Regions from separate parts of the Homo sapiens genome. Here region 1 is linked to region 2. The links are chromatin contacts, found by Hi-C or POLR2A ChIA-PET in ENCODE. All regions are on one chromosome and are shown on one strand. Each heading gives the region's core, a stretch centred on a gene start or an enhancer-like site at or near the end of the contact. The rest is flanking DNA. Distances are from core to core; before and after follow the strand shown. Region 1 holds the start of CHN1 (chimerin 1). Region 2 overlaps CHN1 (chimerin 1).

What was found. Hi-C counts contacts between places; a loop is a spot of excess contacts on that map. ChIA-PET counts read pairs that join two places held with the same protein, here RNA polymerase II (POLR2A). Pooled maps may share reads with other maps.
Region 1: a pooled map shows a loop between it and region 2 (2.0-fold over the local background). The contact joins the promoter of CHN1 here to the enhancer-like site in region 2. A Hi-C loop is called at or near these places in 1 of 50 pooled maps. POLR2A ChIA-PET finds 5 or more read pairs at or near these places in 4 of 52 experiments (H1, MCF 10A, activated CD4-positive, alpha-beta T cell and 1 more).

The regions. Positions count from the first base shown.
Region 1 is chr2:175,003,254-175,007,296 of GRCh38, reverse strand. It overlaps CHN1 (chimerin 1), which reads left to right and starts at 1,916. Exons shown (of 13, transcript NM_001822.7): 1 at 1,916-2,403. The coding sequence starts at 2,385. RefSeq lists a silencer at 2,156-2,215 and an enhancer at 2,200-2,746.
Region 2 is chr2:174,899,170-174,903,156 of GRCh38, reverse strand. All of the region lies in intron 5 of CHN1 (chimerin 1), which reads left to right. Among named protein-coding and RNA genes, the nearest start is that of CHN1, 100 kb to the left of the region's middle. Within about 2 kb of position 1,941, at least 4 of the 41 ENCODE cell types and tissues checked have a DNase peak (open chromatin) inside an H3K27ac peak, as active enhancers do.

The DNA of each region.
Region 1 (4,043 bases), core at 667-3,166, 100 kb before region 2:
CTACTAAATAGGTGAACACATTTGGGAAAATCTTTTTACGGGGAACTCAATTTTTTTACCTATAAATCATGGGAGTTTTGGTCTTTTCCTATTCAAAATTCAATGGTTCTATTCTGAAGGAAAATATTTTCCTTTAAATTATAAAGGCAAAAACTTTCTGAGATTACAAAAAACACTTCCAGGGGCTCACCTAAGGTCCCTGAATAGCCCATAATCCCCTTGAAATTATGTGAAAAATTTCCGGTGAATGTGTGTATGTATGCAAGCACTTTTCTAAGAGGAGGGACAGTATTTTCATTAGAGCCTCAAAAGGAAATTTGGTCCAAAAATGTTGAAGACCACTAGTTGAAACAGTAAATGGAGTCTTCGGTTTCTGATTTATTTGGCTGCAGAGCAGATTAGCAGCAATCTTTATATGGTTATAAAATCTATCCCACAAAGCTTTCTTGAGTTTCTCATTTATTTTCATGAGCTGTGTGTTTGTAATTTTTTATGAGCAGAAAGGTTGTTCAAAATCAAGAGTCCATTTTCATGAAAGATTTTAAATTCTGGGGATTTTAAAGATGTATTTTGATTAGTGGCTAAAGAGAGCCATTTTACATCACAAAATTCCAAACATATAGCATCTTAAACACTTGCCCATTCATGTTGAATCATTTTAATATTTCTTTCTTCCTGAGTTAACTGACTTGAAACAAAAGGCTTGGCTCCTCCTTCCAACCTGCTTTTCTTCTGATGCTTAAGTCTGCTTTGAAATAATGATGGTGAATTAACTGTGGTTCCATTGGAAGTACTGTAGTAATCTCCCACTTTATCAGGATTCGATCTCTAAGATACATTAAATACAAGATATTTCTATAATATTCTTAAAGAATTATTTGAAAATGGGAGAGAAGACACTAGGGAACCTGAGGAACTAAGAGGAAAGACGCCTGTAGAAAGAAAGGAGAACCAAAGAGAAGATCTACATGATCAGATACCAAAATAGTATCAAATCCCTAAGCAGAGAAACAAGAAAAAAGAAGGAATTTCTTAAACAGGGAACACATATAGCAACTAGAGAAGAATGACTTTTTGAATACATTAAACGACAACGACGAAAAACATATAACCCAGCTTTTCAAGAACATCTTTTGGCTGACAATCTCAAGGCGTTGTATGGCTCCTCATGGCAGAGACAGAGGTGAGGAGACAACATCACAGAAAGGAGGACGTTGCCAGTGATTATCAGATAAATACAAGAAGCTCAGGGGAACAATCTTTTGTGGCAAATAAGTGCCAGTCAGTGACACATGCTGATTTTTTTTTCCTTGAGACAATATCAAAGAGGTATAATGTAAAGGGAAGAAAATCAGGTGTAAGCATTGGTCTTTTAACAAATTATCTTAGGTAATCTCAGATGCTTTTTAAGCGACTCCTTTTCCTAATGTGTGTCAATTTCATCAGAACTACTAGCAGCTCCTAAGTCCAAACGGAGAGGAATGCAGCTTTCAGTGCCTCTGTTCCTACCAGAGCCCTGCAGCTTCAGGTCACCGGCTCCAGCCACAGTGAGCCTGGAGGGCGCCAGGAGAAGAAATATGTTCTCACACGCACCAGGTCCCCAGATGACCCTGCCTGGGCGCTGCGTTCACTCAGCATCCTCCTGTGACTCTTCCTCTTTCGAGTAACAGCGTTTTTCTCCTCTCTGCGCCTCCTCAAATTCCATTCAAGAAAAAACCTGGGCTTTCAGCTAAAACGCACACCGGCCCCGCTCCATCCCGCTCCGGGCGGCCGCCTCCAGGGGGGCGCTGGTGGCTCCTCGCAGCCGCGGGAATGAGGGCGCACCCTCTTACCCCCGCGCGCGCCCGTTGCCATGGGAACGCACTCGACCGGGAAGCCCGAGGGAGAGGCGGGAGGCAGCGGCGCGGCCGAGCTCGTGGGAGACGCTATCGCAAGATGGCGTCTGCGAGGCCGCGGGATGCGGAGTGAGCGCGCCCCGCCGGGGGCTGTGCGAGGCTGCTGCTGCTCTCCCCGTCGCCGCCGCCGCCGCCGCCAGTGCGGCGCCGCCTCTCCGCCAGCCACTGCGCCGCGGCCAAGCCTCCTGCCTCGCAGGTACCTCCTCCCGCGCGCACGCTCCGCGCCTGATGGCAGCGACAAGTGCCGGCTCGCGGAGAGCTAGCGGGGCTCCCTGGGCCCGGTGCGCCCGACAATAACGCGTGAATAACTTTTTCTTGCAGCGGTCCCCCGCGTCCCGGCCTGCAGCCTCCCCGGGCGCCGGCGCCCCCAGCACGCCCCATCGGGCACCCCACTCTCTCCGAGGTGTGGGTGCGGCGGGCTGATGAGGTGATCCCTAGCCCGCCTGGGAGGAGCGCCTGGACTCGCGGGCGGCGGCGAGCGCCTTTACAATGGCCCTGACCCTGTTTGGTAAGTGCAGCCGTCTCCCCGCGCCGCCGCAGGTGGGCCGCGTCCCGGGGCTCGGGGGCGGGGGCCTGGGGGGCCTGGGCGCCCGGGGAGGGGGCGCGGCGCGTGGGGTCGGGGCGGGCCGGGGCCGCAGAGTTGGGGCGCCCGGGGCGCCGGCTTGCTCCCTCGCGCCTCTCCCATTGTTTCCTCTCCCGGCAGGGCCGATGGGCGTGTGCTCCCCTGGCCAATTCTCGGCTGGGAGGCTCAGAGGTCCTGGGTGTTTTGCAAACGCACAAAGATTCTCTAAGATGCCAACTTGGGAGTGAAGTTAACTGGTTGTTTTCAAACCTGCCTTTCCCGTCGGTAAATAAATCCTTGGAAAGTTTATTTATTTTGAACGAGGTATCTGTGAGTCCCCAGCCTCCTTGGAATTGCCAAATGCATGTGTTGCTTCCTGTTGGACTATTGGGGAATTTTTTTTTTGGACTCAGTATATTCCGTTGGAAATAAGTATGATTTGTGAACTGAATATGGGTTAAAATTGAAAATGTTTGCACTAACGAATGAGAGCAGACAGAATAAAGTTGGTTACCAGAAGATAACTGTAATCTCAGGAGACTGAGTATTCATTAAGAATGAAATGTTATTTTTGTGGTGTAATTACTGCAGCACTGTTGCTTTTGGTGGTTAAGACTTCAAGCTGTTTTTTTCTCAGTCTGCAATGACAATGGGTTGGGAAAAAGGACTGAAAAGATACATTCTTTCCTTTTACAAAACGACTATGGTACATACGTACCTGACTTTAAGAAAACTCAATATGTGAACATTAGACGTTCAAAGTATTCAGCTTTTTTGAAGAAGCAAAGTACAATGATATGTAATTGATAGCTACGAGAACAGCCTAAGTAAGTTATTCACAATATCAAGTTTCCAGTTCAGTTTTAATTATGTCATTTGATCAAACACGTTAGAGGTGTTACATACCTCAAATGCTTTTTGAGGTAAATACTTCCCAGTGAATTAAGCTGCTAGAATCAAAGTGTTACTTTTATTTAACTATCTTATTTTATAAATTAAACTTAGACCCAGAGAGGTTGTTTCCCAAAGTCACATGGCTCTTTTGTGGCAAAACTGAGCCTAGAATTCACTTCACCAGGCTTCAGTCTGGGACTGTGTTTACTGTGCCCAAGTGCATTACTAGAAGTGCCATTTCTTACTTGGTGATGATCCTCCATAGGTACTTTAAAAAAGTGTCTTCTTTTTCTGAAAAATAATAAAATTCTCGCTGTTTCTCAGTACCTTGTATCTAAGCATTATTTAATAGCAGCATTTTCCTTAAATGTGGACCTTTTTGGTACAAACATTTTCTTTCCTAAAGAGATATTTGGCATTTTCAAGGTGTGGTTTCAGAAGTAAGGTTTACAAGTCAACTTTTCAAATACTCGCATTCCTGACGAATAAAAAAGATAAATTGGGGTGAAAAATGCTCTTTTAAAAGGATTTCTAAATTCTAAATCTTTAACCACTGTGGTGAAGATGAGGAAGGGAAAAGCATGGAATGTGGCCTATAGAAGAAAGTATAAGAAATCACTCCCAGCCTTCAAAATGAATAATGTATCTTTAAAATTTTAAAGTCTACTTATGGGAAAATAGAATTCACTTCC
Region 2 (3,987 bases), core at 692-3,191:
AAAGGACTCATCTGTGTTCTGTAAATGTAGTTGTTATTTAATTTATTGTGGCTTTGAGTTTAGAATACTGATAAAATTCTATTAAGCAAGGGATTTCTGTGAGAGGGTAATACAATCTTTACAGTTCTGAAGATTTTGTGTGAAGAAACTATTGCTGCTATCTTAGAAAATGATAAAATGCACTGAAGTAAAAAATGTAATTTTGCTAATGATTGAAAACACCCAACAATTCCTAATTGAATCTCAAAACATTAGGTTGACTTATAAAGTGAGCTTGGCCAAAGAGTTCCTGAGTAAAGCCAGAGAATCATAGTAGATACTGATAAAGGGGCTTTTGCAGTTTTAAAATATGAAAATTGGTTGAAAGCATTTTTCATGTTAAAGAAGAAGGATCAAAAGGAACTGGGGAAGGATTATGCTGCTAGTAGGCGTTGACGTGTAATGTACTGTGTGTTCTTTTGATCTGATAGCTCATGATAGGTTCAGTTGGTTACCATGGTTTCATTCCATTTCCTGCAAACCTTCTTGTTGTGCTATTTGGAATAAGTGAAAAATAATGTTCTGTAGAACATTTTTCAAAACTGTTTTTCTCCTCTTAGTTTAGATTATGAATCATTTTATGGGAAAATTTTAAGATATAAGAGTAAGTGATAACACATGATGACAGTAACATTTAGTTCTGCAGTATTAGAAAATTAATATTGATGAAGGGGATAGCACAATTTATTTAAAATATAATATATTATCAGTGCTAAAAAGCTTTTTAAAAACATTGATATAATAATTCCAGTTTATGTGAGGTACCCTTGCTCAGGTGTTCTTTAATAAAACAAACCATAGAAAGTAATTGATGTGACACAGTAGGAAATGGCTAGTTTAACATAAGGCATCCCTTACTTGAAAAAATTGATGTGTTCCTGAAAATGTGTTGCAAATTGAACTGTATTGTAAAAGCACAAGAGGAGATAGCTGTTCAAAAAGATTAGCATTTTTTCCCTGACAAATATACAATACAAAAAATATTTTAAAATGTAGGAAAACACAAAGGCAAAAAGCACCCCAATTCTACTATCCAGAAATAATCACTGTTAAAACTGTGTTGTATGAAATTCTAGCATTTTCCCGAGTTATACAGAAATGACTTTATACAAGGTACACTATATTATGGTATGCTTTTTTTCAGTTAGCTGTGTATTATGAATATTTTCCATGTTGATAAATATATGAGAAGTTTGCTATTTGAATTAATTCTTCGTAAGGTTAAGTTTCACCTCCCCTTTTTAAAAATTCTGATTTTCACTTACATTTACTTATTTAAATGTAGGTCTATCAGTAACTTTGTTTTTATTACCACGTGTACTATATATAAAATGCAGAAAAGTAGGAAAAGGAAAATATTACCTATAATCTCATGGCCCTCAAAGACAAACATTATTTTTTGGCATTTATTAAATGTATTTTTGTTGTTCTCCCTGTTGCTTTGTTTTTAGAAAATTGCAATATCCTTCTAGGTGCTGGAGATACAAGGAAAAACAAAACAGTCAAGATCCCTGGCCTTATGGAGCTTAACAGTTTATTAGGTAGAGAGAGGATTAGACTTTAATGAATTGTCCCACAAATGCCAAGCTAAAAACTGAGGCAAATGCTGTGGAAGGAAAGCAAGGGAGATACGAGTGCATAAAGGAGGATCTGATCTAAACCCAGAGTCTCACTCTAAATCTAAATTGCAATCAGGGAAGGCTTTTCTGAGAAAGGAAAGTCTGATTTGAGAACTGAAGCGTTGTGAGAGTGATCTAAGGAAAGAGAGTGAGTGAGAGGGCAAAGAGAAAGAACCTAGAAGCCCGACCAGCATGTCCATGCAAGGGCTGCAGTGCACATCTCTGAACTGAAAGAAGAGGGTGGCCGGGAGCACAGTGAGTTGGAGAGGGAAGAAGTGAGGCTGCACATCTGCTTCTTGTAGGCCCGGTTAAGAATTTTGCTCTTTATTCTAAGAGCTGGGCTGTGACATAACCCAAGCTTGAATTTCCTTTTGGTTTCTGAAGAATAAACAGCTGAAGTAGATCAATAGTGGATGCACACAAGAAAGTTACTTGTTACCTTTTCTCTTAGTAACCTCTTCATGTCCATTGCCCTATATATTTTGTGTATAGTATTTATGCAACCATTTATTATATTTACCATGCAAGCTTTCTCTATTTTTGTTGGTCTTTGACATAATTTAATTTTTCCTGGTTACACTTCAGTGAATCTTTTTCTAAGTGAAAATTTTATTTTATAAAATTTATTCCATTTTTCTTTGCCCTAGATAGCACACCTCCACAAGATATTTGATAGTTACTTTTTTTTTTTTTGAGATGGAGTTTCGCTCTTTTTGCCCAGGCTGGGGTGCAATGGCGCAATCTCAGCTCACTGCAACCTCTGCTTCCTGGGTTCAAGCGATTCTCCTGCCTCACCCTCCCGTGTAGCTGGGCATACAGGCACCTGTCACCACGCCCGGCTAATTTTGTATTTTTAGTAGAGACGCAGTTTCACCATGTTGGCCAGGTTGGTCTCGAACTCCTGACCTCAGGTGATCCACCCGCCTTGGCCTCCCAAAGTACTGGGATTACAGGCGTGAGCCACTGCGCCTGGCCTTGATGGTTACGTTTTAAAAATTTTTATGAGACAGGGTCTTGCTCTGTTGTCTAGCCTGGAGTATGATCATAGCTCACTGTAGCCTGGAACTCCTCAGCTGAAGTGATCCTCCTGCCTCAGCCTCCCAAGTAGCTAGGCCTACAGGCACATATCACCGCACCTGGCTAATTTTTTCATTTTTATGTAGAGACAGGGTGCCACCAGGCTGGTCTTGAACTCCTAGCCTTCTCCTGAACTCCTGGCCCGAGAAGCAATCCTCCCTTCTCCGGGTCCCAGAGTGCTGTGATTGTAGTTGTGAGTCACTGCCCCTGGCCTTGGTAGTTACATTTACTTTCTTCTAGATTTCATGGTGTGTTAACATGTAACTTGTTTATCCACCAATAATTTATTTTGATATTCGATAAATATTTTCCCAACTGTATTGTATTTAATACTTTCTTCAAAATATTAATAGGTACACAGAAGTAAAGTAGAATATATTTGGGGATTGTTGCATACTGTATCCCTGTCCTGGTGATATTTCTAAAGACTCTGAGAAGTTCTGCAGTGAAACAAAATGAACATACATATACACATAAAAACTGACAGTTTGTTATTTCCCTAACTTTTTTGAAAACAGATAACACTAATGCCTCACAGAATACCATATGGTATAATTCTTAAGATTTGTTTGCTAATGGCTAAGCAGTGGTTCCAATTCAATCTGGGTGACCTTTCCACCCCTCTTCCCAATTTTGGGGAATTATTCTTAACATCTTATTGATGTCAACTCTACTTTGGAATTTGACAAGCTCCTCAAAATTGAGGTTACATTTATTTTTCCTGTCCTTAATTTTAGTCAAAAAGACATGGCTAAGCACATAGATCAGGTGTTGGCAAACTTTTTCTGTAAAGGATCCTATAGTAAATATTTTAGGCATTGCAGGCCAATTGAGAATATTATGTTATATAGATGCTTGTGTAGCCATTTAAAAGGTAACCACTGAAAAATTTAAAACCAATGTTTAGCTTGTTGGTGATACAATAATAGGCAGTGGCCTAGATTTGGCTCTAGAGCTAAAGTTTGGCAACCCCTGTCTGTTACTGCTACCATCTTTGGCAAATCTTTGACCTCTTTACACAATCTAGAGTTGACATATATACTGAGTCACAGACACAGGGACAAGAAGATATTCACAGGATGTAAGTGTTTTTATTTTCACTTTGCTTTTGTTGTTCACATGTAATTGCTACTATTTTTATTGCTGATTTTTAAACTTACCTATACTGTGACTCTTTCTAATTCATATGTATCGTGTCTGTCTTCTCCTGAGTGCCCTCCTTTTCAGTTACCAAAGTTTTTCTTAGACTAGG